Regions from separate parts of the Homo sapiens genome. Here all the other regions are linked to region 1. A link is a loop called in an ENCODE intact Hi-C map of the cell type or tissue named here. Cell type or tissue: IMR-90. All regions are shown on one strand. Region 1 has its middle 26 kb from the start of ICOS. Region 2 has its middle 47 kb from the start of FAM117B. Region 3 has its middle 61 kb from the start of FAM117B. Region 4 overlaps NBEAL1 (neurobeachin like 1).

Region 1 (8,000 bases):
ATGTTACCTCCTAGTGAGAAAAACTCCGTTAAAGCTTTCCTTCCTGTCAAACTCCATCCATAACGATGGTGGGAGAGAAGGAAACCGAGTAATTACTTTCCCTCAAATCATTTTCAAATTGCTGTGTTGGATATATTTATTTAGAGTTTCAGTGGCAGTGTTTTTCCTAAATGCCCTCAGAATTTAATGCAATAATATCAGCCTTTCAAAGGCATAAATTACGCAAACCAGATTTTGGAAGTTTCATTTACTGCCTCATCAGTGCATAAAATAGCGAGAACCGTATGCACCTGGAAACTCCACCTGTCTGGTCCAAGGGAGTCAAGGGTAGAATGACATGGGAAAGTTTCCTTCAACAGAGAATAGTACCCTCCAATTGCCCAGAAATTGACACCAACATTGTCAAAGAAACCGTGAAGGGATTCCAAAATATCCAGGGAAATGTCCTGTGTGTACACAGGTCCTGTGAAAACGTCAGTCGCAAGCACAAGGTGGCAGATGCTGCACTCTGATTGGTCAGACGTACTACGCCCAAAGTTAGAGGCCGGCAGTGTGATTGGTGGGTGAGGAGAGCCGAACTTTGGCCAGAGGGAGGGAGGTTAAAACGGAAATAGTGAAAGGGAGCAGAGAAAGGACAAGAGGGACAAAAATAAAGTAAAAGGAGAAGAGAGAGAAAGCAGCAGCAGAAGAAGAGGACTGTGAGAAGAAATGCAATCTTACTAGGGAAAGATTTAATGAGGGGGAATTGGTTTATTGAAAACACCCAGGCTTGTTTTCCTAGGGGCTTCTATGAGAGGACATTTCTGAAACTGAGAATTGATCTCCCCAAGTTGTAAACACTGTCATAGTCCCTGAATGATTTTTGTTTCTTTGTTTTTGGTGTTAATTATTTGTTTTTGCTATTTTCCAGTGCCGCTTGGACTATGATTATCTTAATAATTGTATTTTTAATAAATGTGCCCTTATGTTTTATTTTAAATAAATTGTAAAACTTTCATATCAGTAATTGAATGGAAAGCCAATATTATTTGCCATGAATAAAAGGTAATGACAAAAATAAATAAAACAGAAACAATACCTTAAATTCTATCCAGATCCTAATAACAGAGAAGAGACAGATATAGATCTACATATAGATATATATCCTAGTGTGTTAGGGAGACATTAAATGAGTCTAGGTCTTTAATATAATCTAAAGGAAAAAAAGAGAATCGAAATGAGAAAAAATATTTTCACTTGGTAAGTGAATGTTATTTAATGCCATATCCAAGTAACACCTGAAGTCATTTTTCCTTAGACCTCCAAAAACAGGTGTTACCCATCTCACATTTTAGAAACTGCTGGGTCTATGAGCATTTTATTTCATAGAAAACACCATGCTCTTAATAAATTAAGACATTATTTTCTTAGACCAGCCACCAGTGTTACCAGAATTTAATCTGAGCACCCCTCCAAGAGGCTAATCTCCTCTGGGAGTACTAAGGCTTTATGGGGGCAGGACGAGAACCAGAGTCAGGAAAGGAGCCAACCCGGAAAAATGCTGTCAAGGAGTCACTGGGTCCCTGGATGAGGTCCTCACCACTGCATCTGCCCCTGGCACACACATGGCTTCTGAGCACTTGGAAGTGGCTAGTTTAAACTGAGATGCACAATGTAAAATATGCACCAGATTTTTGAAGACAGTACAAAATTTTTAAATCTCTTATTAATAACTTTATGCTGATTACATATTAAAGCAATTTTTAGATATATTGCATTAAATAAAATATTTAAATTCACTTATTTCTTTTTAACTTTTCAATTATTTTATTTTGAACTAATTTTCAACTTAAAGGAAAAATTGTGTAAGTTCCCACAGTCTTCACCTAGCTTTCCCTTAAGTTAATATCTTACATAACCATAGTACAATGATCAAAACCAATAAATTAACATTGATACATTAGTATAAACTACAAAGTGTACTCAAATTTCACCAATTTTTCCACTGGTGTCCTTTTTTCCCCAGGATCCAACCCAAGATACCACGTTGTATGTAGTTGTCATGTCCCCTTAGTTTCTTCCAATCTATGATGGTTCCTCGGTCTTTGCTTGCATTCATGACCTTGACACTTTTGAAGAGCACTGATCTGTTATCTTGTACCATGTCCCTCAATTTAGGTTTGTGTAGTGTTTTCTCATGATTGGAATGAGTGTGTGCATTTTTGGCAAGAGAAATCACAGACGGAAGTGTCCTTCTCAGATCATTCTATCAAAGGGCTCATGATGTCAATATGTCTTGTTACTAGTGATTTTTACTTTTATTTAATGTGGCTACTACAAAAATTTTAATTACATGTGTGCCTCACATTATAATTCAGTTGGACAGCGCTGGCTGACACCATACTACAGGTAAAATAATAAGCATGTGACTTAAAAGAACATGTTCATAACAAAATATATGGATTTAATCATCGATATTTTCCAGACCCTTTTTATTTCAAAACCTTTTAATACTAATGAACCAAATGTTTATCGAGAGCTTACTCTATGTCAGACTCTTTTCTAAACACTTTGCATGTGCTGAATCATTTAATCCTCACACAACCCGATAAAGTAGATGTTCCTATCATCCCTGCTTTGCAACTGGGGAACCTGAGATGGTAAAGAGGGTTTAAGTGGCGTAAGGCCCTCACACAGCTTGCTAAATGGAAGATCTAGAATTTAAACACAGGAGAATTCCAGAGCCCATGCTTATAACCACTACACTTTTTTTTTTTGAGACGGAGTCTCGCTCTGTCGCCCAGGCTGGAGTGCAGTGGCGCAATCTCGGCTCACTGCAAGCTCCGTCTCCCGGGTTCAAGCCATTCTCCTGCCTCAGCCTCCCTAGTAGCTGGGACTACGGGCGCCCGCCAACACGCCCGACTAATTTTTTGTATTTTTAGTAGAGACGGAGTTTCACCGTAGACAGGATGGTCTCGATTTCCTGACCTCGTGATCCGCCCGCCTCGGCCTCCCAAAGTGCTGGGATTACAGGCGTGAGCCACCGCGCCCGGCACCACTACACTTTTAAAAGTTACATTATCAGTTAATTCAGGGGACCCCAACCCCAGGTACCAGTCTGAGGCCTATTAGGAACCGGGCACACACCAGGAGGTGAGCTGCCTTGAGCTCCGCCTCCTGTCAGATCAGCAGCGGCATTAGATCCCATAGGAGCAGGAACCCTATTGTGAACTGCACGTGCGAGGAATCTAGGTTGTGCGCTCCTTATGAGAATCCAGTGCTTGATGATCTGAGGCAGAACAGTTTCTTCCTAAAACTATCCCTCCTCCAACCCCTTACATTCGTGGAAAATTTGTCTTCCATGAAACCGGTCCCTGGTGCCAAAAAGGTTGGGGACTGCTGAGTTAATTCAAATTCCACAACTCAAGCTTTATCAACTGTAAACTGTTTCAACTTTTCTCTCTTTTCCTGCATGACACAGAGTGGGAGAACTGATGTTTATTAAGTAAGCTTCTATACACTGTGCTAAGAATTTAACACACATTGTCTCATTTAATCCTCATAGCGGTTCCATTTTACAGATAAGAAATCTAAGGCTTGGCCGGGCACGGTGGCTCACGCCTGTAATCCCAGCACTTTGGGAGGCCAAGGCGGATGGATCACCTGAGGTCAAGAGTTCGAGACCAGCCTGGCCAACATGGTGGAACCCCCGTCTCTACTAAAAATACAAAAATTAGCCGGGTGTGGTGGTGAGTGCCTGTAATCCCAGCTACTCAGGAGGCTGAGGCAGGAGAATCGCTTGAATCCGGGAGGTGGAGGTTACAGTGAGCCAAGATCGGGCCACTGCATTCCAGCATGGGCGACAGAGTGAGACTCAGTCTCAAAAAAAAAAAAAAAAAGAAAAAGAAAAAAGAAATCTAAGGCTTAAAAAGTAGCACGTGGCAGAGGCTGGAATCCATTTATTTGACTCCCTATTTTTCCATCATATGCACGTGCTCTCCAATTGGCCCAACTGCTTAAGTGTTTTTATTTACTAATTTTGAAAAATCAGTGCTCTGCTCTGGGGATTCCATCAATCAGCAGCACTTCGGCCTATTTTAGCAAAACATTATCAGTTTTCCTTAAAAAACTGATAATGACCCTGATGTGCCTTTTCAGACACCAAAGGAAGAAAACAGTATCACCTTAGTGCAAATTACAAAATTGGTTAGGTTCCAGGTATGGGAAGCTCGGTCATTTATGTAAGGGATATAAGATAACACTTAATTATTCAGAATGTCTGATAGAGAAAACAGAGCATTTGATCTCCTTGAAGTTAGCCAGCTTAATTCCTTTTACACATAGTACAAATACTTGGTATCCACAGCATGGAAAAATGATTCAAAATGGAACTGCCTGTGGTTGAACACAGAACTTGTTCTGTTCATCGATACTCACTCCAGTCAATGAATGACAGAATCTTCTTCAATAAAAGAGCAGAACTGGGCACCACTTCTTGGAATTGTGCCACCTAAATGGATACAGGCAGAAGTGTGGCCCGGATGGAATATTCCAATGACTCCGGAGACCATGCACAGAAATGCGGTTATTTGTTCACTTGGGTTGCCAAAAAATTTTATAAAAAGTAACAGGATTATTACAATTTACTGAAATATGGAGAAATGTTTCATGAAACTAAACATCCTTGAATAAGGTGGGAGTGCGATATCTCATATTATTATGGATTACAAAGAAAAGAAACCAATTATTTCTACGGGTTTCCTCCTCTGAAATCCCAAGATTCCTTCACCTCAGAGCTTTCTACAGTTCCCAAAGAGGCCAGGAGAGGGTACTGCTGAATCATACTTAATTCCCCAAACCCACAGCTGTGCAAATGCTTTTGTTTCTTTTCTGAAAAAAAATAAAAATAAATCATGAACTGGCCCCATAGGCATGCGTGCAATGCAGTGTAAGGGACAAGGTTTTTTTTTAAATTTTTTAAACAGTTTTATGCACAGGCTTAGAGCAAACGTACTGAATTACCGTACTGCCAACAGTAGCAAGTAAGTCTCAGCAAGAAGAGATGGACAAATTGTCTGATGTGATGATGTCTGCCCCATGAATTGTTCTCTTGAGAGGATTTTGTGTTTGCATTGAAGGAGATGCCTGCCTGGAAAGCTGCATTTTTATTTTTATCGTGTGTGTGTGTGCGTGTGTGTGTGCGTGTGTGTGTGTGTGTGTGTGTATAGCTTTGCTTTAGAAGGAAGGAAGTGAGAGAGTTTCCATGCAGAGATTTGAAAAGGAAACTGATGTCCTTGGAGGATTGCAATAGCCTGCAGAGGGCAAGAAAGTCAGCTGAAATTCATATACATCGTCCTCATCTTGGTCCCATTCCCACTTCCTCTAACTGTAAACACACATCACAGTCATCCTACAAAGCCTACTGAACTAGCAATAGGTCCATGCCCCAGAGAGCAAGATGAGTAACTTTTAAATAAAATATGTATTCCCCTTTACAGGAAAGAAACAAAATGAAGTGGTAATGCCTGCTGAGAGCAAAGCATGACCCCAGCACCTGAAGAGAATGGACAGATGAGATGCAGGCATGTCCCAATTCACAGTGAACTTGGGTTCTAAACGTTCGTTGGCAGGCCTGTGTTTGGAATTGAGAGAATTATGAAGGCTGGGTACAGTCCTAGGACAGCCAAGCACATTCAGTCCATTGGCTGGACTATAACCCTGGCAGGGAAGCAGCCTGCTCTGAGCACCACCTTCATTCATAACCTTCATTTGCTCTCAAAGGAGTGCTTGAAAGTGGGGATTAGCCCCATTTCACAGATGAAGACTGGGATCTAGTCAGCTTGTGTGATGTCGGTGCAAAAGTAATTGTGGTTTTTGCAATTACTTTTGATGGCAATAATAACTTGCTCAAAGTCCAACAGCCAGAAAATGGTGGCGCTCGGCCAATTGATTTCAAATCTTGTGCCCTGTCACTTCACTCACTTATACTCATTGAGGGCTTTCAATGTATCAGGCACTGCTCCAAGTGTGTCACATGGATGATTTCATTACACCCACAATAGGAGTAACAGACAGGTACTCTTATTCCCATTTTACAAATGAGGAAGCGGAAGCACAGAGAGGTTTAGAAAGTTGTCCGTGCTAGGAAGTGATGATGCATGGTTTCAAAACCAGGTCATGGGGCTCCACCACTGTTGCTCTGAACCAAACCAACACCCAGGGATCCTTCCAGACCCTCCACAGGTGCTCAGGCATTGGCAGAGTTACAAATCTTCAGCCCAGAGGCCATAACTGCCAAATGGGAAAGGACAAAGGTTTGCCCTCCCTGTACTGGATATGAGATTGGGTAACACTTGCTTAGAGCCTACGATTTGCCAGGTTCCATGTTTAGTGCTTTATATATATGATATCATTTGGTTCTCACAGTAGTCCTGGGAGAAAGGAATAGTTGTCCTCTTAAGTAGAAAAACTTGTGCCAGAAAACTTACTTACCCTACTCAAGGACATACAGTTAATAAATAGCAGGGCAGGACCAAAATGTAACATCTGTTTAACTTGGAGATATTTCCACGAAATATTGTTAAAGGAGAAAAGCAAAATGCAAAAGTGTGCATACAATATACATATATAAAGAAATACGTTATTATCAGAAAAGTACAGAAGGATACATTTAAGGTTGTTAATCTGGGATATGGGAGAAGGTGGGATAAGGATGTAAAAAGTACATACATCACACATTTATGCATCTGCAAAAACTATGCACGTGTGTAAGTATATGTACATATAAAAAGTTATGAAATTTATGCAAAAGTTATAATAAATAGAAATGAATTAATTTTGACTAATTAATAGACATTTTATGAAATTCAATAGCCATTTCTAATAAAAGTTCTTAGTATACTTTATTGTTATGGGTGTGTCATTTAAATCCTGGATTATTAACAGAAATCAAAAGTAAGCATTACATTGAACATTAAAACTCTGGGCATGTTCACCTTAAAATCAGGAACAAGGCTAGGAATCCAACTATCATTCTCTGTTATTCAACATTACTCTAGAAGTTCTGGTTCATACAACACAAGAAAAGGAAGTATAAGGTGAAAACTTTAGAAAGGAAGACACAAAATTACGCATGCAGATAATAATGTTATTAAAAACATATCTATACACACACTTACATATATCAACACAGCACTGCCTTCATACCACATAGGACCAACCCTGGGTGTGTTAGTTAGGGATCCCTGGAGAAAAAAAACCAATAGGATATATGTAGATATACAAAAGGAGATTTATAATAGGAATTGGCTCACACAGTTATGAAGTCTGCAAAATCTCAGTATGCCATCTGTAAGCTGGACAACCAGGAGAGCTGATGGTATAGTACCAGTTCAAATCTGGAGGCCTGAGGACCAGGGGAACCAATGATATAAGTCCCAGTCTAAGTACAAAGGCCCAAGAACCAGGAGCACTGATGTCTAAGGGCAGAAGAACATAGATGCCCCAGCTCAGAGAGAGCAAATTTGCCTTTCCTTGTTCTCCTCAGGCCCTCAATGGATTGAATGACACCCATCTGCACTGGTGAGGGTGACCTTTCCTATTCAGTCTACCAACCCAAATGCTAATCTCTTCTAGAAACAACCTACAGAGACACCTAGAAATAATGTTTTACCAGCTATCTGGCCATCCCTTAACCCAGTCAAGTTGACACATAAAATTAACCAGTACACTTGGTTATCATTTTTAAATTGGCAAAAATTATTGGTACCGTTTTACCTTCCTTACAACCTACAACCTACTAGTTTCTACCTCCCCAAGTTTAGTGCTATTACATTCCTCCAAACACTAAAATTACCATATTCCTCTTTTTTCTACCCACAATCAAAGCTATTTTCCCCGTAGGTAGAGAAAAAATGACCCTCCCAAACTTTTGCACAAGAAAGTGTGAATAGCCGTTAAGATCCTCTTACTTTCCCAAATGTTTCTGTATATTTGTTTTTTTATTAATAAATTTTATTTTT
Region 2 (8,000 bases), 1.3 Mb after region 1:
TGGGATGAGAAATATAAACTATTTCTGCGTAAATCCCTTTGAAAGGGTGGACTTCCTCCCCCCCATCACCCCAATAGGTTGAAATTTGATTGCTGAGTCAGATATAATCCATGATACTTTAGCACTCCCCAGATTATTTGGAGGTATTTTGATTTATCAGGATAGATACAGTCATGTCTCATTCTTTCCTTTTTTTTATTTTTTTTTTTTGAGATGGAATTTCGCTTTTGTTGCCCAGACTGGTATGTAATGGTGCAATCTCGGCTCACCACAACCTCCGCCTCCCAGGTTCAAGCGATTCTCCTGCCTCAGCCTCTCGGGCAGCTGGGATTACAGGCATGCACCACCATGCCCAGCTAATTTTGTATTTTTAGTAGAGATGGGGTTTCTCCATGTTGGTCAGGCTGGTCTTGAACTCCCGTCCCCAGGTCTGCCTGCCTCGGCCTCCCAAAGTGCTGGGATTACAGGTGTGAGCCACCGTGCCCAGCCTTTCCTCATTATTTCATGTTCATCTTTAGTAAAGCAGCTATCAGTAGCTTCACTTGCCACCTAAAACTTCCAATATACGTTCTTATAACTGGAGAACTTTCAGTCAGTTTATACATCTAGAGGAATCTTTTTTAATTTTTTATTTTTGAGACAGAGTCTCACTCTGTCACCCAGGCTGGGGTGCAGTGGTGCAATCTCAGCTCACTGCAAACTCTGCCTCCTGGGTTCAAGCATTTCTCCTGCCTCAGCCTCCTGAGTAGCAGGGACTACAGGCACATGCCACCACGTCCGGCTAATTTTTGTATTTCTAGTAGAGATGGGATTTCACCATGTTGGCCAGGATGGTCTTGATCTCCTGACCTTGTGATCCACCCACCTCAGCCTCCCAAAGTGCTGGGATTACAGGCATGAGCTAACATGCCCGGCCATCTAGAGGAATCCTAATGAAAAATTAAAGACTCAAAAAGCTTTATAGTAATAGGAAAATAGTACCTGTTTGTTTTTATTATGATAATATACAAAGAGACACTGAAGCCTCTTCAACAATTCTGAATGTAAGAAAGCAATTTTTAGGTAGAAAGTATCAGAGAAGAGAAAATAAGGAGAAAAAGTAATTAGAAATTGTTTCCTCAAAAAATTAAGTATCAGCTTGGCATTATGCTTATGCCTATAATCCCAGCACTTTGGGAAACTAAGGTGGGAGGATCACTTGAGGCCAGGGGTTCAAGACCATCCTGGGCAACATAGTAAGACCCCATCTCTTTAAAAAAAAAAAAAAAAAAGAGCCAGGCATGGTGGCATGTGTCTGTAGTCCTAGCTACTTGGGAGACAGAGGTGAGAGGATCACTTGAGCCCAGGAGTTTGAGGCTACTGTGAGCCCTGATCATGCCACCGCACTCCATCCTCGGCAACAGAGTGAGACTCTGTCTTTTAAAAAATAAATAGGCTGGGTGCAGTGGCTCACGCCTGTAATCCCAGCACTTTGGGAGGCAGAGGCAGGTGGATCACAAGGTCAGGAGCTGGAGACCATCCTGGCTAACACGGTGAAACCCCATCTCTACTAAAAATACAAAAAATTAGCCGGGCGTGGTGGCACACGCCTATAGTTCCAGCTACTCTGGAGGCTGAGGCAGGAGAATGGTGTGAACCCGGCAGGTGGAGCTTGCAGTGAGCCGAGATGGTGCCACTGCACTCCAGCCTGGGCGACAGAGTGAGACACTGTCTCAAATAAATAAATAAATAAATATCAAACTAGTCAGCTTCTTGTAGCAGAGAGCAGAGGGGAGGGTAGATCTGGAGAGGAAATATGAAATATCCAACAGCCATGAGTAGAAATTGATATGGGAAAGAGGAACAGGAAGATCAGTGATGGCTGACTAGAAACATTGGATGCCAGTTCTCCTCAGAGAGAAGAACCAAAGGTGAATAATCATGGCCCAAGTGGAATACTGATCGAAGAGTGACAGAACCCACAGGAAGAAGTTGGGGCACAGAAAAAAGAGGGAAGCAAGAGTTTGGCAGAGATAATACCCAAGGGACTTGCAGTCCTGTGGAAAGGGTAGGTGGGGATGTTTTTAGCTCATTTCACTCACCCTTGCTGCAGCAGACTGCTGGTTTCCAAACTGTTGAAGAGCCCCTCTACCCTCTTGAATTGGCACCAGTATGAGCAGTGATTTGAGAACTTCTTGCGGGCAGAGCACCAGGTTGCCAGCTCATGCAGGATTGCTCACCCTGCCCGTAGACCCGAGCTGAGGTGGTGGGTGCCATACTGGTTGTGCACCCATTGAGGGCCTCTGTCCTGCCCAAGGAGTCTCAGCCCTTGTGTTGCTGCATTACTGGATCCCCTGTAAACATTCCCTTGCACCTCCTCAGGCTGTAGCAACCACAAAGGGCCAGTGGGATCCAGGGGGAGCTGTGGCGTTGCTGGAGGTGTAACCCTCAGGGCAAACTGTCCATAGGGGAAGGGAGTGTACACCGTGCCAAAGCACCCCTTGGGACAAAGGAGACGAGAGTACAGGGTCTCCTGTGCCTGAGAGCTCCCTGCTTGCGCACTGAAGGTGACTGTGCCCCTTGCAGCAGAGGCAGGTGTGGTGCTGGAGGAGTGTGTTTCAACCCCAGTGGGCAGGCAGCATTGGTGCTCAAGAAGGGACACAGAGAGGGGGACTTCTCCCCTACAATCATTGCTGTGTACATAGCCAGGCTGTTCCTGTGGGGGGTTGGCACAGGTGTGCCTATGGATGGTCAATGCAGGGCTATTAGGGGTGGGTGCACCCCAACTGGCAGTGTTCCCACCACCCCAGGCCCGGCTTGCATGAAGAGTAGGGCCCCTCTCCCTCTCTACATGGAGCAACAGTTTTCCTGCAGTAGAGATCAACGAAGCCACAAAGTTGTCTGTGTTCAGCTGAGGGAAGAGGTTCCCACGGGAAGCCGTTTCAGTGGAGGGCTCTGGGACAGGCATTTCTGTGGCCCTCAGCTATATTGCAGCCTAGAGACAAACGACATTGCCTATTTCAGGGTCACAAAGCCTCGGGACAGGGGTGTGATTGGGAGGCAGATGGCATTCCTTCTTGGTCAGGACATAGAGCTGGTGCAGCCCTCTCTGCCTGTGATGGAAACCTCAGCGCTTTTCACCACAAGCCCCCGACCAGCCTCATCAGGGTTTGTGCTTCCACTGTCATTGGGGTATCCGAAGGTGAGCTTAGCAGTCCAGCTGCACCCAGCTTCGTCTTCCTTTCCTGGGGTAAGTAGAGAACTCAGGGCACCCAGCATTCCACAGATCAGTCCACCCACAGATCAGCCCACCGCCTGAGACAACAGACAGCCCCTCCCAGTAAACAAAGATTAAGCACGCACACACCCTGGGCATCTGGCTCTTACCCGTATTCGCCACCTGCTGGTCTAGAGACGGAACTGCACAACCCAATACAAAACCTTTTGACCGAAGTGCACAGCGCTATGAACCAGGTAAGCTTCCTGAGACCTCCACAGTCTCAGCTCTGCAGAAGGTAGTGAGCCTGCTAATATGCCCAGCACAGTGTTACTACAACCAGCACTTGAGAAAGCCACTGCACAAAGGCTAACTATAACCAAGGAATTCATACAGAACTTTGGCACCCTGACAGCACCCAGAATTGAAGCCAAACAACCATTCACAACATACATTACAGTCACACCCTTGAAGGGGATAATTCTTTTAAAAGTCCCATGCAATGAAAAGTAAATTCAAAAACAAGTAGTGAGAGATTCTCCAGATGAGAAAGAACCAATGTAAGAAGTCTGACAGTATGAGAAAACAGAGTATTTCAACAACCTAAAAAGATTACATTAGCTCTCCAGCAAAAGATACTAACCAAAATGAAAATTCTGAAATTACAGACAAAGAATTTTCAAAATATATATTGTAAGGAAGTTCAATGAGATCCAAGAAAAGGTGAAAAAAACAACATGAAAAAATTAGAGAAACAATACAGGATATGAATGAAAAATTTACAAAAAAGAAGAAAATTTACTAAAAAGATAGATATTTTAAAAAAACAGAACTTCTGCAAATGAAAAATGTATTATAGGAATTACAAAACACAGTTGAAAGACTTAGAAATAGACTAGACCAAGCAGAAGAAAGAAATTTAGCAGAAGAAGACAGGTCTTTTAATTTAACCCAGTCAGACAAAAATAAAGAAAAAAGAATTTTTAAAAATGAGCAAAGCCTTCAAGAAATATGGGAATATGTAAAGTGGCCAATCCTATAAATCATAGGTATTCCTAAGAGAGAATAAGAAAAAGTAAAAATCTTTTGTTTGTTTTTTTTTTTGAGATGGAGTCTCACTCTGTCACACAGGTTGGAGTGCAATGGCATAATCTCGGCTCACTGCAATCTCCACATCCTGGGTTCAAGCCATTCTCATACCTCAGCCTCCTAAATAGCTGGGATTATAGGCATGCACCACCACACCTGGCTAATTTTTGGATTTTTTTTTTGAGATGGAGTCTCACACTGTCGCCTGGGTTGCAGTGCAGTGGCCCAATCAGGGCTCACTGCAACCTCCACCTCCCAGGTTGAAGTGATTCTCCTGCCTTAGCCTCCCGAGTAGCTGGGACAACAGGCTCCCGCCACCAGCCTGGCTTTTTTTTTTTTTTTTTTTTTTTTTTTGTATTTTTAGTAGAGACGGAGGTTCACTATGTTGGCCAGGCTGGTCTCAAATGCCTGACCTTGTATCCACCTGCCTTGGCCTCCCAAAGTGCTGGGATAACAGCCGTGAGCCACTGCGCCTGGCCAATGTGTGTACACCCACCATCACATTAGAACTAACATCCCGCTAGAATATTACGATTAATATCACAGGGTGTACACACATGGTGTACACTCACTGTGACATTAGAAATAACATCCTCCTAGAATATTACGATTAATATCACAGGGTGTACACACACGGCGTACACCCACTGTGACATTAGGTGTAACATCCCCCTAAAATATTACAAATAATATCACAGGTTGTACACACATCGTGTAACCCACTGTGAAATGAGCAGTAACATTTCCCTAGGATATTACAAATAATATCACTGGTGGTTTACCCACATGGGGTACACCCCCTGTGACATTAGAAGTAACATCACTTTAGGATATTACAAATAATATCATAGGGGGTGTGCACACATGATGGACATACCCTGTGACATTAGGAATAACATCCCCCTGGGAGGCTGAGGCAAGAGAATTACTTGAAACCGGAAGGCAGAGGTTGCAGTGAGCTGAGATCGCGCCACTGCACTCCAGCCTGGGTGGAAGAGCAAAACTCCGTCAAAAAATAAAAAAATAAAAAAAGGAATAACATCCCCCTAGGATGTTATGAATAATATGACAGGGGGTCTCAATCTCCTGACCTTGTGATCCGCCCTCCTTGGCCTCCCAAAGGGGATGTTACTTCTAATGTCACAGGAGTTGTACACCATGTGTGTACACCTTCTGTGATATTCTTTGTAATACCCTAGGGAGATGTTACTTATAAGGTCACAGGGTGTGTACCCCATGTGTGTAAACCGCCAGTGCTATTCGTAATATTCTATGGGGATGTCACTCCTGTGACATTAGAAGTAACATCACTTTAAGATATTACAAATAATATCACAAGGGTGTGCACACACGGTGGACATCCCCTGTGACATTAGAAATAACATTCCCCTAGAATAGTATGCATAATATCACAAGGAGTGTACACATCCCCTGTGACATTAGGGGTAACATCCCTCTAGAATATTACGAATAATATCACAGGGCATGTACCCACATGGTGTACACCTCCTGTGATATTAGGAGTAACATCTCACTAGAATATGACAAATAATATGACAGGTGGTGTACACACACGGTGTACACACCCTGTGACATTAGAAGTAACATCCACCTAGGATATTACAAACAGTATCACAGGGGGTGTACATAGATGGTACCATATGTGTAAACCTCCTGTGACAGTAAGAGAAACATCTTCCTAGCATATTACGAATAATATCACAGGGCATGTACACACATGGTATACAATCCCTGTGACATTAGAAGTAACATCCCCTTTGGGAGGCCAAGGCGGGCGGATCACAAGGTCAGGAGATTGAGACCATCCTGACTAACATGGTGAAACCCTGTCTCTACTAAAAATACAGAAAAAAAATTAGCCAGGCATGGTGGCAGGTGCCTGTAGTCCCAGCTACTTGGGAGGCTGAGGAAGGAGAACGGTGTGAACCAAGGAGGCGGAGCTTGCAGTGAGCCGACATCGTGCCACTGCACTCCAGCCTGGACGACGAAGCGAGACTCCGTCTCAAAAAAAAAAAAAAAAAAAAAAAAAGAAGTAGCGTCCCTTTAAAATGTTAGGAATAATGTCACAGGTGGTGTACGCACATGTTGTACACCTTAAGTTACATTAAGATTAACATCTTCCTAGGATGTTATGAATAATATCACAGGGCTTGTACACACATGGTGTACACGCCCCGTGACATTACGAGTTAACATCCCTGTAGGATATTAGGAATGATATCACCCCCTGTGGTGTACACACATGGTGTACAACCCGTTTCATAGGAGTGACATCCACCAAAATATTAGGGATAATATCCCCTAGCATATTACGAATAATATCACAAGGGTTGTAAACACATTATACAACTCGTGAGACATTAAAGGTAAAATCCCCAGAGGTTTTTATGAATAACATAACACGGAGGTGTACACACATAGTACATATCTTAAGTTACATTAGTAGTAACATCCCCAAGGATGTTATGAATAATATTACAGGGTGTGTACACATATGGTGTACACCTTAAGTTACATTAGGAGTAATATCCCCTTAGGATATTATGAATATTATCATAGGAGGTATACACACATGGTGTACACTCCCTGTAACATTAAAAGTAACATTCCACTAGGATATTACAAATAATATCACAGGGGGTGTACACACATGGAGTATTTCCCCTGTGACATTAAGAGTAACATTCCCCTAGGATATTACAAATAACATCACAGGGTGTGCACCTTCTCTGACATTAGAATTAACAACCCCCTAGGATATTAGGAAGAATATCACAGGGTGTACACCCTCTGTGACATTAGGAGTAACATCCCTCTGTGATATTAGGAGTAATATCACAGGGTGTACACTCCTTGTGATATTAGGAGTAATATCCCCCTATGATATTATGAATAATATCATAAGGTGTGCAGCACCTGTGACATTACGAGTAACATTCCCTTAGGATATTATGAATAATATCACAGTGTGTACACCCCCTGTGAGATGAGGAGTAACATCTTTTTAGGATATTATGAATAATATCACAAGTTGTAAACCCCCTGTGACATTAGGACTAATATCCCCGTAAGATATTATGAATAATACCACAGGAAGTACACCCCCTGTGACATTAGGAGTAACATCCCAGTATGATACTATGAATAATATAACAGGGTGTAGACCCATTGTGACATTCGTAGTAACATTCCCCTAGGATATTACGAATAATATCACAAGCGTACACCTTCTGTGACATTAGGAGTAATATTTTTCTAGTATATTATGAATAATATCACAGTGTGTACACCCCTTGTGACATTAGGAGTAACATCCTCCTAGGATGTTATTTATAATATTACATGGTGTACACATTAGGAGTAACATCCCCCTAGGATATTACGAATAGTATCACAGGGTGTGTAGGTGATCCACCCACCTTGGCCTCCCAAAGTGCTGGGATTACAGGTGTCAGCCAGCACACCCAGCTGTAAAAATCTTTTAAAACCTATTTGAGGAAATAATTCAGGAAAATTTCCCCAGTCTTGCTAGAGACTTAGACATAAAGAAAGACTGAGAGGTTAAAGAAAGCTCAGAGAACAACATGCCTTGTTGAACTTTGCAAGACAAATCTCAACTAGTCATATTGCCATCAGACTATCCAAAGTCACTAGGAAGGAAAAAAATTTTAAAAGCAGCAAGAGAGAAGCATCT
Region 3 (8,000 bases), 1.3 Mb after region 1:
AGGATCCCAAGACAGAGGAATTTTTCTTAGTGCAGAACAAAATGAAAAGTCTCCCATGTCTACTTCCTTCTACACAGACACGGCAACCATCTGATTTCTCAATCTTTTCCCCGCCTTTCCCGCCTTTCTATTCCACAAGGCCGCCATTGTCATCCTGGCCCGTTCTCAAGAAAAAACTCTTTTAGACATTGGCCTAAGCAAAGAATTTTGAAATTTATTTGCTCAAAAGCAAATGCAACAAAAATAAACGTAGACAAATGGGGCCTAATTAAACTAAAAAGCTTCTGCACAACAAAGTAAATAATTGGCCAGGTGCAGTGGCTCACGTCTGTAATCCCAGCACTTTGGGAACCTGAGTAGGGAGGATCACTTGAGCCTAGGAGTTCAAGACAAGCCCGGGCAATACAGTGGGACTCTGTCTCTACAAAAAAATTAAAAGATTAGCTGGATGTGGTGGCACATGGCTACAGTTCCAGCTACTTGGGAAGCTGAGGTGGGAGGATAACTTGAGCCCTAGGGAGGTCAACGTTGCAGTGAGCCATGATCACACCACTAAATTCCAGCCTGGACAACAAAGCAAGACCCCGTCAGAAAAGAGAAGAAAAGAAGAGAGGAGAGGGGAGGGGAGGGAGGAGGGGAGTGGAAGAGAGAGAGAGACAACCTACAGAATGGGAGAAAATATTTGCAAACTATACATCTGACAAAGGGTGGATATCCAGAATCTACAAGGCATTCAAACAACTCATCCAGAAAAAAAAAACATCATCAACAAATAGCCCCATTAGAAAGTTGGGAAAGGAAATGAACAGGCATCTTTCTTTTCCTTCCTTCCATCCTTCTTTCCTTCCTTCCTTCTCTCTCTCCCCCCTTCCTTCCTCCCTCCTTCCCTCTCTTCCTCTTTCCCTCCCTTCCTCCCTATTTCTTTCTCTCTCCTTCCTTCCTTCCTCCCTTTCTCTTTCCCTCTTTTCTTCCCCTCTCCCTCTCTCTCTTTCCTTTCAGATAGGGTCTCCTTCTGTCACCCAGACTGGAGTGCAGTGGCACCAACTCAGCGCCTCACTGCAATCTCCGCTTCCCAGGTTCAAGTGATTCTCTTGCCTCAGCCCCCCAAGCAGTTGTGATTACAGGCGCCTGCTGCCACGCCGGCTAATTTTTGCGTTTTTAGTAGAGGAGGTTTCACCATGTTGGCCAGGCTGGTCTTGAACTCCTGACTTCAAGTGATCTTTCTGCTTCAGCCTCCCAAAGTGCTGGGATTACAGGCATGAGCCACCACATCCATCAGCATTTTTCAAAAGAAGACATACATGTGACTAACATGAAAAATAATCAAGAATACTAATTATCAGAGAAATGCACATTAAAACTACAATGATCATACTGGCACTTTGGGAGGATGAGGTGGGAGGATTGCTTGAGACCAGGAGTTCAAGACCAGCCTGGGCAACACAGCAAGAATCCCATCTCCATTAAAAAAAAAACAAAAAACAAAAAAAACAAACACAATGTGTCACCAGTCAGAATAGCTATTATTGAAAAATAAAAAACCAACAGATGTTGGTGATGATGTGGAGAATAGGAACACTTATACGCTGTTGGTGGAAATGTATACTAGTACAACTTCTATGGAAAACAATATGGAGACTTCTCAAAGAACTAAAAATAGAACTACCATTCAACTCAACAATCTCACTACTTGGTATCTACCTAAAAGAAAAAAAATTATACCAATAGATATCTTCACTTGTATGTTTATCTCAGCACTATTCATAATAACAAAGATATGGAATCCATGGACTACTACTCAGCCATAAATAAAAATGAAATCTTATCTTTTGTAGCAACATGGATGCAACTAGACTAGGTCATTATCTTAGGTGAAATAACTCAGAGACAGAAAGTCAGATACAGCATGCTCTCACTTCTGGGTAGAAGCTAAATAATGTGTACACATGGACACAGAAAGTGGAATAATAGACATTGGGTGGGAAGAGGGTAACTGATGAATAATTACTTAATAGGTATAATGTACACTATTTGGGCAATGGGTACATTAAAAGCCCAGTCTTCACCACTATGTAATATATTCGTGTAGCAAAATAGCACCTGTACTGACTAAACCTATTTAAAAAATTAAGTATCAAGAAAGCCAGAGTTGTCTGAGGTTGGTGGCTCACTGATCCTGTAATCCCAGCAGTTTGGGAGGATGAGGTGGGAGGATCACTTGAGCCCAGGAGTTTGAGACCAGCTTGAGCAACAGAGTGGGACCCCCAACTCTACCAAATAAAAACAATAATAAGATGGGTGTGGTGGTGTGTCCGGAATTGGTTCCTTCTGGTGGGTCCTTGGTCTCGCTGATTTCAAGAATGAAGCCGCAGATCCTCGCGCTGAGTGTCACAGCTCTTACAGATGGTGTCCGGAGTTTGTTCCCTCAGATGTTCAGATGTGTCCGGAGTTTTTTGCCTCTGGTGGGTTCGTGATCTCACTGACTTCAGGAGTGAGGCCACAGACCCTAGCAGTGGGTGTTACAGCTCCTAAGGCGGTGCCTCCAGAGTTGTTTGCTCCTTCCAGTGGGTTTGCGGTCTTGCTGACTGCAGGCATGAAGCAGTGAGTATCACAGCTCATAAAGGTAGTGCGGACCCAAAGAGTGAGCAGCAGCACAATTTATTGCCAAGAGCAAAACAAGAGACACTCCACAGGGTGGAAGGACACTGGAGTGGGTTGCCGCTGCTGGCGCAGGTGGCCAGCTTTTATTCCCTTATTTGGCCCTCCCCACATCCTGCTGATTGGTCCATTTTACAGAGTGCTGATTGGTCCATTTTACAGAGTGCTGACTGGTTCATTTTACAGAGTGTTGATTGGTCCATTTTAGAGAGTGCTGATTGGTGCGTTTTTACAGAGTACTGATTGGTGCATTTACAATCCTTTAGCTAGACACAAAAGTTCTCCAAGCGACACAGAAGCCCAGCTGGCTTCACAACTTTCAGTGGCATGCACCTATAGTCCCAGCTACTTGGGAGGATGACGCAGAAGGATTGCTTGAGCCCAGGTGGTCAAGGCTGCAGTGAGCTGTGACCACACCACTGCACTCCAGCCTGAGTGACAGAATGAGACCCTGACCCCTCCAAAAAACAAAAAACCAAAAAGAAAGCCAAAGTCAATAATGGTTTTTTAAAACCCTAAAGCCTAACTTTGCACATAAAAGGCTTTCATGGAACTCTGCTAAACTTTGATAGAATCCTGGCAAATGTTAGGGTTCCATGAAAATGTCTGAATGACTATACAGACACCTCTTCTGATGTCTCAGAAATTATAAATTATATTTTACTGTGGGACGAAAGTGAAGTCATAAGGTAGCAGAGTCATGCTTATTCAGGCCTGGCTTTGGTATTTGCATTGTCCTGGAGAGGAGTTACCAGTAGGCTTTCTGCCAAGCCCAAACCTTCTCAGCCCATGGAAAGCACTGGACTCTTTAAATGGTGTTTACAGAGCCTGTCCTACTAAGTATTCATAATCAGTAAGAAAATGTTGACTGGGCATGGTGGCTCACGCCTATAATCCCAGTACCTTGGGAGGCTGAAGTGGGCAGATCAACTGAGGTCAGGTCTGAGACCAGCCTGGCCAAAATGGTGAAACCCCATCTCTACTAAAAATACAAAAATTAGCTGGGCATGGTGGTGCACGCCTGTAACCCAAGCTACTCGGAAGGCTGAGGCACAAAAAATCACTTGAACCTGGGAGGTGGAGGTTGCAGGTCCTGGGAGCTGAGATCGTGCCACTGCACTCCAGCCTGGGCAACAGAGTGAGACACTGTCTTGAAAAATGAAAAAAAAAATACAAATACAAAAATTAGCCAGGTGTGGTGGCGCACACCTGCAGTCCCAGCTACTGAGGAGGCTGAGGCAGAATTGCTTGAGCCACAGGGAGGCAGAGAGGTTGCAGTGAGCCGAGATGGTGCCACTGCACTCCAGCCTGGGTGACAGAGCTAGACTCTGCCTCAAAAAAAAAAAAAAAAAAAAAAAAAAGGAAAAGAAAAAGAAAAAGAAAAGAAAATGTTATGAACCAAATTCTACAACAGAGATACCTATCCTTTGAAAAGAATGAAGAGGCCCCCAGTTACTAGAACATGAAACGAGAGAGCCACCTAGTGGTCAAGGTGGTGCAGAGACTTGCCCCTGAGCACCAGAGAAATGGTGATTTTAGTGTTTTATTAACATAATTGAAAAAGTAAGGAATAGAAACACTGTAGCAAAAAACAAAAAAGTAAAAGCATTGAAGAAAGACCTATTTTTCAAACTTACCTTCACTCTTTCTGAAACCATGGTGTTGAATGCAGGTAATACTGGTACTCATTTAAAGTTCTCTGTATATATTGCACATTCATATATTCCCTCAGTGCTTATTATTTTGTCCTTTTTAACCTGAAAGATGTGCACAAATCTCACAGAATAACTAAATAAATTGCCTGCAGTTAAATTACTTTCCAGCACATTGAGTGACTCAGATGGACTAAGAAGCCTGGTTAATAGAGGTTAAATGAGAATGCACTTTAAAATAAAAAGACTATTTTGGTATCATAATAGCATTAAATTATATATTGGTACTTCAGGAACAGAAAAAACTGTTAAGACTCCCTCCCTGATGCAAAAGGCTGACAATTTAGTAAGGAAATATATAAGCAGCTTAATAAAGTGTGAAGTAGAGATAGAGTAAGATACGTTTGGGAAGGTACATGGCTACTATATGGTAGGAAACTTGGAATTTGAGGTTGAGTAGGTTGAACCCGGTGTGCTGGTAAGAGCATTGAGAAAGATGACTTGCAGCAAAGTATAAAATTGCTTGGAGAAGGGAGAAACTATATAAAAAAAGGAAGACCAAGGTTACAGTGGGGTTTTGAAACTCAGCTAAGAAAGAGTAGTGGAAGTTAAGACAAGGAGATGTAGTAGTTTTTACTTACTTTATAAAAAAAATTTTACTTTTCTAAAAGTGAGGTGTGACTTCTAGATGGCATCACCAAGTGTCACGGATAAGCCAATTTACTAAAAAAAATTTTTTTTTCTTTTTCTTTCTTTCTTTTCTTTTCTTTCTTTCTTTTCTTTTCTTTCTTTCTTTTTTTTGGGGGGGGGGACAAGGTCTTGCTCTGTCGCCCAGGCTGGAGTGCAGTGGCGCTATCTTGGCTCACTGCAACCTCTGCCTCCCGGGTTTAAGCGATTCTCCTGCCTCAGCCTCACAAGTAGCTGGGAATACAGGCGCATGCCACTATACCCGGTTAATTTTTGTATTTTCAGCAGAAATGGGGTTTCACTATGTGTTGGCCAGGCTAGTCTCAAACTTCTGACCTCAGGTGATCCACTTGCCTCGGCCTCCCAAAATGCTGGGATTACAGGCGTGAGCCACTGCGCCTGGCCAATAAAATGTTTATTTAAAAAAAATAGTAGTTCTGAAGTTCCGCATGACATATAAAGAGAATAATGCATTTCCTTAAATATTTTTTTCCTTAGGAATTTAAGCATATTTTCCATGACATTTTATATAAACGATTGATTAGTTCAATCATCATTGAAAAAGTTGGTAACAAAGGAAAACTTCCCTTTTATCTGTCCCATTTATCACAATTTCAAAAAAAACTTAAATAGGCCGGGCGCAGTGGCTCACGGCTGTAATCCCAGCACTTTGGGAGGCCGAGGTGGGAGGATCACGAGATCAGGAGATCGAGACCATTTTGGCTAACACGGTGAAACCCCATCTCTACTAAAAATACAAAAAAAAAAAAAAAAAAAAATAGCCAGGCATGGTGGCGGATGCCTGTAGTCCTAGCTACTCGGGAGGATGGCGCCACTGCCTTCCAGCCTGGGCGACAGAACAAGACTCTGTCTCAAAAAAAAAAAAAAAAAAAAAAAAAATTAAACATACATACAAATAAGGGATGCTTGTTTCCTTGAATAGGAAATAGTTTTGAGGTTTTGTCACCTTTTCTAAGTAAGTAGACAGGAATGGAACAGCTCCAGGGTTGGAAAGTTAGCTAGTTGAGGACTTGATGGGAAAGGGAAGCACTGGGCAAGAGAAGGGAGCTGTCCTTGGAAGATCACATATCTACAATTGATAGAACCCCCTCTCCATCTTTCCAGCACCCACCATTTCAGGACACATTTTTCCTTTTAAGGCTGCTCTTCATACTCATTTTTTTTTTTTTTTCTGAGATGGAGTTTTTGCTCTTGTTGCCCAGGCTGGAGTACAAGAGGTTGCAGTGGCGCGATCTTGGCTCACTGCAACCTCTGCCTTGCAGGTTCAAGTGATTCTCCTGCCTCAGCCTCCCGAGTAGCTGGGATTACAGGCATGCGCCACCACGCCCGGCTAATTTTGTATTTTTAGTAGAGACGGGGTTTCTCCATGTTGGTCAGTCTGGTCGCAAACTCCCAACCTCAGGTGATCCGCCCACCTCGGCCTCCCAAAGTGCTGGGATTACAGGCGTGAGCCACCGCACCCAGCTTCCATGCTCATTTTACAGTACAGGCACAGGGCCACTTCATCAAAATTTCCTAGTACAAATGCTGTGTGCAACAAGTTGGTCTCATAACACATTCATTTAAAAAGATTGAACTGAATTTCTGAGTGACTTACCCAGGGAAGGCTCAATTCTTGAAGCATTTCTGCAGAGACCATAGGTGAAAGTTGTCTACCTATATTTTCGGAACCAAAAATTTGAACACATGATATAATAACAAGACAATATATAAAAATTTTTCTATTTTTAAAACTTATAAAGGCAGGACCCTTTGTCAGCTGCACATTCCCTGAGATTTTTCATTAACCTCCCTTTCCAAATTAGAACCCTGAAGTTAACAGTCTTTCTCTCTCCAATGCTCATCTTAATGGTTCACTGGGTCCTACTGATTCTCTTTAACCCAGACCCAATCTGCTCCCTCTTCTCTGCCATCACTGACTCTACCTTGGTTTAAGGCTTTCATTATCTCTCACCAGCACCATACCGTTCTATGTATTTCTTTCTTTTTTATTTATTTTTTAATAGAGACAGGGTCTTGCTTTGTTGGCCAGGTTGGTGTTGAACTCTTGGCCTTAAGCAATCTTCCTGCCTTGGCCTCCCAAAGTGCTAGGATTACAGGTGTGAGCCACCAGGCCCGGCCAGGTATATGTATTTCTATGTTTCTCCCTTCCTCTCAATTCATCCTATATACTACCAACTGAGTTACCTATTTTGAAACCCCATTGTTTAAATTCTTCCATGACTTCTAGGTTAAGTTCAAACTCTAAGAACAGCATGCTAACCCTCTGTAATAGCTGTGTGTGTAGTCATCTCTCTCCATCCTTCCATATAACATCTCATATCCTACTCTCATTGAATGTCCTCTCATCCCCCTGAAAAAACTCTACCCTCTCAAGCTTTCTAGGGCTTTGTGGATACTGTAACTCTGCTTAGAGAGTCATTGCTCATCTCTTAATTCTTATTCACATTTTGACAGTCATCATAGTTATCAAAAAGTTACCCAATTCAGCAAGACTGGATTAAGTATCTTTGCCATGTACTCCCACAACATCCTGGGCTTTCACTTCCATAACAATTGAATTTGTACTATAATTTTCTCCAAATCTACTGTGAGCAACTTGAGAGCAGGGCTGTTTATCTCCTAGAATAGTATTTGCCACACATTAGATGTTCAAAAAAATTTTTCTGATGCTCCTTGAAAATAGGACTTACTGGTCACAATGGAAATTGCATTTTATTTGTAGTTTCTCTCATGTCCCCAGTGCAATCCCTCCCCTTCTAATCTATCCTGCATACTTGTCAGTCCAAACCTCGTCACATTGCTTCTATCAAGCTTCTTCCTTCCTCAGAAACTTTGTTCTCCCTACTGTCTATGACAGCAGCCCAAACACTTGGATCTGGCTTTCAAAAATTATACTATCTGTTTGGATCCACTTTGTCTGTTTTATTTCCAGTCCATGTCCTCCCTTACTTCTGGTCACTTCAAATATTGTCTTCACTT
Region 4 (8,000 bases), 690 kb after region 1:
TAGCTAGGCCTGGTGGCGGGCGCCTGTAATTCCAATTACTCGGGAGGCTGAGGCAGGAGAATTACTTGAATCCAGGAGGTAGAGGTTGCAGTGAGCCGAGATCGCGTCATTGCACTACAGCCTGGGCGACAGAGTGAGACTCTGTCTCAGAAAGAAAAAAAAAAGGAGACAGTGGTGCAGTTATAGCTCACTGCAGCCTTAAACTCCTGGGCTCAAGTGATCCTCCTGCCTTGGCCTCCCGAAATGCTGGGATTACAGGCATGAACCACCATGCCCAGCCTTAATTTTAAAATGTTAATCTAACTTTAAATTACTTGGGTAAACTGTACTTGGTTATTGTGTTAGGGTTCTCCAGACAAACAGAACCAATAGAATTGGCTTATGAGGTTAGGGAGGCTGAGAAGTCCTATGATATGCCATCTGTAGGCTGGAAAACCAGGACAGTAGATGGTGTGGTGTAGTTCAATCTAAGTCTGAAGGCCCAAGAAACTGAAGCTCTAACATACATCACAGGGTGGAAGATGATGTCCCAGCTCTAGAAGATAGAGGGGATTTGCCCTTCATCTTTTTGTTCTATCCTGGCCGTCAACAGATTGGATGATGCCTGCCCACACTGATGAGGGCACATCTCCTTTACTCAATCTACTGATTCAGATGCTAATCTCTTCTGGAAATACCCTCACAGACATACCCAGAAATAATGTTTTACCGCCTATCTGGGAATCCCTTAGCCCAATCATTTGACACACTATATTAACCATCACCGTAATAATGCATTATCCTTCTTACACATTGCTAGCATTGACCTGCTAATATTCCCTTAGGGATTTTTGAATCTTTGTTCATGAGACAATAGCTTAGTTTTAGTTTTTTTTTGGTGGGGGTGGGGGTGGGGGTGAGGGTGAGGGTGAGGGATGGGATTATACATATTCCAATTTTTTTCTTTCCTTTTTTGTTGAGATGGAGTCTTGTTCTGTCACCCAGACCCACGCAGTGGCATGATATCAGCTCACTGCAAACTCCGCTTCCTAGGTTCAAGCGATTCTTGTGCCTCAGCCTCCCAAGTAGCTGGGATTACAGGTGTGTGCCACCATGCCTGGCTAATTTTCATATTTTTAGTAGAGATGGGGTTTCGCCATGTTGGCCAAGCTGGTCCTGAACTCTTGACCTCAAGTGATCCACATGCCTTGGCCTCCCAAAGTGCTGGGATTACAGGCATGAGCCGCCGTGCCCAGCCCCAATTTATTTTTTATTGTCCGTAGGATCTTAAATCATAAATTTCTCCCACTCTTTTCCCCTTTCACTTCACTATTCAGTCTCCGGACATTTTTATACTCTTCTCAAGAGACAATGCCTTCCTGAGACTGCCACATCGAATCCTGCACACTAAGTCCATTTTTAATATACAGTACTCTGATCCACTCACATTCTTTCACTTTTCATTACTTTTGCACTTAGGATGGCCTTTCTCTTTCTGGGAGTCTCTTTTTAAAAAACTCAATGTTAGGCCCTCCATTTCCCTACTCCCTGCTTTCTTGGACCCACCTTCCTTTCTGCAGAGGTTTACTGTTGAAACTTGAGATAGCTCTGCTGGAATTTGGCTTTTTTGTATTTTTAATTTGAAGTCTGTACTGTTTGTCTTCTAGATATCTCGAAGGCATAGGGTTTTGAGGCTGTATTTATTCTTCTTGTTCATCTGTATGGTTTTTTAAGAGGACATGTGGAAAGATTTGAAGTTAGGTAACTGTCCTTATCTTAGGCTCCCTGTAAGTATTCATCCATCCATTTGGAATTTTTTTTTTTAACCATTCATCCATTGATTTTCCAATTCCCCAAATTGTATCATCTTCTCTCCTGTTTTCTTTGTCCTTATAGGTTTATGCCTTTAAAAAAATCCCTTCATTGGCCAGGCATGGTGGCTCATTCCTGTAATCCCAGCATTTTGGGAGGCCGAAGCAGGCAGATCACCTGAGGCCAGGAGTTCAAGACCAGCCTGGCCAACATGGTGAAACTCTGTCTCTGCTAAAAAAAAAAACCAAAAAACCCCCAAAAAAACAAAAAGTCTGTCCTGCATACACACGGGGTTCACAACCCATGAATACTGTATTTTCTTTTATTTTTGGGGGACAGGGTCTTGCTCTGTCACTTAGGCTGAGTGCAGTGGTGTGATCACACAGCTGGACTTCCTAGGCTTAAGCCTCTCAAGTAGCTGGGACTACAGCTATGCACCACTGTGCCTAGCTAATTTTTGACTTTTTTGTAGAGAAAGAGTCTATGTTTCCCAGGTCAAATACTGTATTTTAGATCTGTATTTGGTTGAAAAAAAATCTGCATATAAGTGGACCTGTACAGTTCAAACCCAAGTTGTTCAAGGATCAACTGTATATGGTAAGAAAATATAAGCTCCAGTATCATTGTGTGAAACAAACAGATTTATTTGATGCTTGGAATGGTGTTATGAACTTGTTTTACAAAAGCAAGGCAGTCTTAATGAAGCACGTAACTAACATGGCTTTGATTGTCCAGTGACTGAGAATCTTACCAGATGAATTAACGCAGGAAGTTTCCAATTCTAATGAAGTGTCTTCAATAAAGTGTAGTATAGTGAATGGATGGTGCTAGTAGGTAAAGGTTCATGTTCATCTCTGTTGTTTTGTTATTCTGGATCTAGAGACAAAAGTACAAACAAGAACCTGGAACAGAGTTTGGCTTCTGTCTTATTATGGATTAGATTCTATTAACCTTGACAAAACCAGAAGGATTAGGTCAACATTTAGATTGTCAAAGTTGACTGGATAAAAGGTTTATTTTATTTTTAGAGACAGAGTCTTGTTCTGTTGCCCAGACTGGAGTACAGTGGTGTGATCATTGTTCACTGCAGCCTCAAACTCCTGGCCTCAAGTGATCCTCCTGCCTTGGCCTCCCAAAGTGCTAGGATTAGAGGCGTGAGCCACCACGACTGGCCCTAGAGATTATAATTATGAAAGAATGTAGGTTTAAAAAATTCAACCTAATATATTATTTGGTTAACTACAAACAGAGATTTATGGCATATAATCATTTGCTAAGGGAAAAACTAAAACAATGTTTGTTTTGAGACAGGGTATTTCTCTGTTACCCAGGTTGGAGTGCAGTGGTGTGATCTTGGCTCAGTGTAGCCTCCACCTGCTGGGCTCAAGCTAGAACTACAGGTGCATGCCACAATGCCTGGCTAATTTTTAAATTTTTTTAGAGACAGGGTCTCTTTATATTGCCCAGACTGGTCTTGAACTCCTGGGCTCAAGCTATTCTCCAGCCTTGGTCTCCCAAAGTGCTATGATTACAGGCATGAGCCACTGTGCCTAGCCTGTAACAATGTTTTTGAGGTAGCTCTAAAGTGAAAGGCAGAATATCTGTTGTTACATATGACAAAAAATAGTCAATTGACATGTATCTTGTGCACACAGGACTACAGAAGAAATTCTGCTCATATGAGAAAGAAACATTGATCAATTTTCTAATTAACAAATACTGTATTCAATCTCTTGTCTACCCAAATAACTTAGCCAAGGATAAGTTCTAATCAGACTCTATGAACTGAGAATTACAAATCAACTGAAGAAAGTAACATCACTTTTTTTATTTGATTCAAACCCATTTTCATATACAAAGCTAATTTATTATGTACAAAATAAATGGACATTCTTAAAAAGTATTAGAATACAAATTTCCAAGGGCCTAAAATAAGTGCAAAATTTTCAATTATCTTTAATCATGCTATACAGAAACAAATCAAGTATTAGCTCATATACACACAATGAATTTTTTAAAAATAGCACTTAATGTAATAAAACAAAACATACATCTTATATATTTAATTTTAAAAGGATGAGGAAGGAAAGAATGTATTGCACCAAACTAACAGTAACTTAACTACAATGAGAATAATCAAAATTATTTATACATCTTTATTAAAAATTGCTCAGCTTTAAAATGTTTTTGGGGGGCATACAAATATCCACTGAGTCACAGTTTGCACAGTCAATAATTAGATATAAATAAGGCATAATATTTTCTTTTTCATGGTCAATTCCAGTAGAATAAGTGAGAAGGAACATTTTAAGATAAATACACAACTTTCTGAATTCCTTCAATATTTAAGTAGCAGCACAATTTCCAAGTACTTTCAAAAAACAAGTCATTCTGAATTTTTAGTTATTACGCTCTGAATTGACTATGTGCATATACATGCATTCAAGTCACTGTCACTCTCTATAACACTGAAATGCTATTGGAGTCCCAGAAAAACTGACAAAAGAGATGAATTAAATATGTTTCATATTTTTATGCCTCAGTAGATTCATTTTTATAGCAATGAATCTGAGAGAAATGGCTATCTAGCCAGATATGATTACTTTTTGCTATATTTTTTGCTCCAAGTCTATAAAAGCAAACAACTGGAGGAATGAAAGCCATACCTGTTAAGAGTTTCTAAATGGAACCAACCAGCCACATAGTTTTCTAAGAAGTTTTCTTATATAAAGCTACTTATAAAATAAGCAGTTTGCCACAAAAAAAGTTTGGTGATGTTCATCAATCACAGTCTTTGAGAGCAGCAAAAAGCAGAATAGGAAAAAAACAGTTTAAAATATAAAAGATCTTTAATAGTAAGATCTACTATAACATGCCATAGTTTTGGAAGAAAAATAGAAATTATTATCATTAAATTGCTAAAAAGTCATCTAAGAAAATCAAAATTCCAAAATTCCAAAAGAATTATTCTTTCCAAAGGAAAAAATAAAGTTATCCTCTTTAATCCCTATATACAAAACAGACGCTGACAGTTTTTCAATTAAGTCTGACTACTGATATCCTACCAGAACCACTTCTTAAAGTGTTTAGTGATTAATATAACTTTCACATTCTGAAGAGTAAAACAATTATGTCGTATACAGACAAGTATCTTTTTCCTTCAAAATAAAGAGAAGCATTTATGAATTTGTAGGTTCATCCCACTAAATTGTAAAACATGTTGCTTAGTGTCAGAATATGTTACCAAAAGAAGACAACCCAAAATAGCATTTTAATGTTGACTAGTACACTGATTACCACAGAATTGCTAGTTTTAATACATCTTAAGTTGAAATATTACCAAAATAAAAATTTTAAAGGTCCAATTGGAATAGGACTTCTTTTAAAAAGTAGCTGAATTGATAAATTTTTAAAAATCCCACCTAAATCCTAATTTTTCTTCATCTTACATTACAATGCTACATTGTAACAGCATTACAAGCCGCTAATCACTCTGTACACTGAAAAATAATTATAAATTAATTTAAATAATGAGACAGCCATTACATAAGTGGAAACACAGACACACATATACCCCTCCACTAACAGTCAAGTTTGAAAAATGAATGGGTAATTTTTTAAATGACAAAATTGTGTTATTACTATTATTGTTATATTTGCAAAATATGTTTCCAAGGAAACATGAAAACCGTACCATGAAAAACAAATATTGAATTAGTAGCTTTCTATTTGTTCTTTTCCTTCTGAATTTTCAGTTCATAAGATTATGGGCATTAAGACAAAGGTAAATATTGTTGAATGTGCCCTTTTACTTATCACTAAAGCCACTGGCTTTACAGGTCCAAATCCTGCAATGTGTTTAGAAATCACTCACGTGTGACAAAGATCAATGAGATAATCACCAAACGAAGGAGATGTGTCTGATGAATTACTATAATCAAATAAGTATCTGATAATACAGCCACTATTAAATGAGATTTTTATACAGAAGAAAATCACGTAACTCCTATACTCTAGGATGGCCTTACATTTCTTAACACAGAAAACTGAATTATTTCCTATTTGGAATTAAACATCTTAAATGTTAATGCGTTCTTCTCTGTTATACCTATAAAAAATTAAAGATTATTTCCATACAGAGGCTGTACCTGCAAAAGTCATTGGAAGTAGTAGATAATTTACCCAATGCTTTTTAATTAGGAAAATTCTATTGATTACAAGCTTCAAGGCTCTAAGAGATCTACTTTTATGTTTTAAATTTAGCATGTTAGTCATGTTTTTTTCTTCTTTAAAATGTTGCCTAATTCAAGTTTGCAAAACGTTCACTGAAAGTCACCAGGAACTAATATTAGCAAACAGATGTACTTTTCTGGAGGCAAATATTAGTTATAATTTTCAAATGTGAACAGTCTAAAGAGAGTTCATGATAAAAATAACTCAATTGAAAGGAGATTTTGTTGTTTTTGTGGCAGGCAAAACAAAGATAATAAAGCCATTCCAAGCAAATTTTAGACAAAATGTCCCTCAGGATAATGATTAAGCCTATTTTCAAATAAGTCTGAATATTGGATCTGGTATATAAAGATAAATGGACAAATTTCTATGCAGAAAAATTTTTAGGATATAACATAATAATCCTCAGACATAATTTTTTAATACCAAGAATATCAAGCAAAGAGATTCATGAAGTCCAAAGCAGTGCCTACATATCTGTATATTTATAAACTCCACAGAGAAGTCTGATCTGTAATATCCATTAAGAACCACTGGCCTAGAAACTGCCAGATTTAAATTTAAAAAAATGTATTTTTGGAGACAGGGTCTAACTCTGCCACCTAGGCTGAAGTGCAGTGGTGCAATCACAGCTTACTGCAGCCTTGATCTCTAGGCTCAAGCAAACCCCTTGCCTCAGCCTCCCGAGCAGCTAGGACTACAGGCGCTTGCCAGCACACAAGGCTAATTTTTTAATGTCTTGTAGAGGTGGAGCCCACTATGCTGCCCAGGCTGGTCTTGAGCTCCTAGGCTCCAGTGATCCTCCTGCCTCAGCCTCCTAAAGTGCTGAGATTATAGGCATGAGCCACCATGCTTGGCCTAGATTTAAACTAAAGAAGGCAGGCTGTGGTCCACATTTTAAATCATATTAAAATGATGACTGATAACACTATATTGTTGCCTAAGGTCATCAAGAAAAATACCACATGACTCTGATAAATACAGGAAAACTCTATAGAACAATGCTCTGGATGGAGTCAAGTTTAAAACAAATAATATGTTGAGCATATACAATATACGAATTCAGCAAAAAGAATATTGAGAATGGATTTTGTTAAAGAGTGATGAAAATGTTTAAGATTGCTCACTTATTGGGGAGAAACAGTTTCAGCTGATGAGAGGAACAATGCGTAGGATAAGCCATGAGTATGGCTGATGATGCAAACAAACAAACAAAAAGGAAACAAACAAACATGTTTCATTTCTTATATCCCAGTCAAAAACTGTATCCTAAAGATAGGTTCAAGAACCTGTTTCCAGAAGACAGGTTTAAATATACATATTTGAAAAGACCAATCTTTACACACACATAACCCCAACAGACACCCATATTACATATATTATTTAATAATATAATATTTATATTTAATATAGTCCTAGGACTTGCATCTTTTCAGTGGAAAGGTGGTAAAGATAATGCTACTCATTTTATAAATATATAAAAGGAGCTAACTTCCTTAAGTTCAATTACAAGATTTCCTCAGTGGTCTCTTTAGTAGTAACAATATAAAATATACATAAAGGCAAAGGTCATATCTCTATCATCATTAAATAAAAATCTGGTATCCAAGTTAACAGTTTCCCCTGACCACTCCTTTTCACACAAAATATAAAATGTCTTAAGATTCAACCGTCAAATCTGAATTCTAATTCTGAGAGCCCACTTATTCTTTTCAGAAGCATAAACTTGATTTTCAATACAAGTACTCTGAAGGATAATTTTAATATGCCCTAAATAGAGAAAAAAAAGAAACCTCATTGGTGTTCCTTGCTAATGACAGAATGAACACTTGGTATTTTTTCTTCTACAAAAGGATGCACTGCACTGTGACCTAAACAAAGTTAACAGATTTTAATTTTGTTATTAACTTAATAACAGACGTGAGCTTCACAGGCTAAAAAGAAAGACTAAACCAACTTGCCAAACTTCATTTTTA

Evidence for each region. A loop is a pair of places that touch in the nucleus more often than their neighbours do. Peaks named below come from ENCODE experiments on the same cell type or tissue, not always from the same donor. Only the 100,000 strongest peaks of a DNase experiment are listed, where the experiment ranks them.
Region 2: it touches region 1 in a loop (15-fold over the local background); 14 of 110 quality-filtered maps call a loop at or near these places.
Region 3: it touches region 1 in a loop (26-fold over the local background); 14 of 110 quality-filtered maps call a loop at or near these places.
Region 4: a loop joins it to region 1, with 15 times the contacts of the local background. A loop is called at or near these places in 18 of 110 quality-filtered maps.

The regions. Positions count from the first base shown.
Region 1 is chr2:203,906,669-203,914,668 of GRCh38, reverse strand. No RefSeq gene overlaps it. Among named protein-coding and RNA genes, the nearest start is that of ICOS, 26 kb to the left of the region's middle. In IMR-90, a CTCF peak has its summit at 4,800 (motif pointing right); DNase peaks (open chromatin) are centred at 4,838 and 5,348; H3K4me3 peaks cover 339 bases; H3K27ac peaks cover 671 bases.
Region 2 is chr2:202,584,199-202,592,198 of GRCh38, reverse strand. No RefSeq gene overlaps it. Among named protein-coding and RNA genes, the nearest start is that of FAM117B, 47 kb to the left of the region's middle. In IMR-90, a CTCF peak has its summit at 3,388 (motif pointing left); a DNase peak (open chromatin) is centred at 3,358.
Region 3 is chr2:202,570,169-202,578,168 of GRCh38, reverse strand. No RefSeq gene overlaps it. Among named protein-coding and RNA genes, the nearest start is that of FAM117B, 61 kb to the left of the region's middle. RefSeq lists an enhancer at 562-1,466. In IMR-90, a CTCF peak has its summit at 4,147 (motif pointing left); a DNase peak (open chromatin) is centred at 4,118.
Region 4 is chr2:203,220,790-203,228,789 of GRCh38, reverse strand. NBEAL1 (neurobeachin like 1) reads right to left here. Exons shown (of 56, transcript NM_001378026.1): 56 at 3,596-8,000. Among named protein-coding and RNA genes, the nearest start is that of CYP20A1, 14 kb to the left of the region's middle. In IMR-90, a CTCF peak has its summit at 3,174 (motif pointing left); no DNase peak of the experiment used is centred here.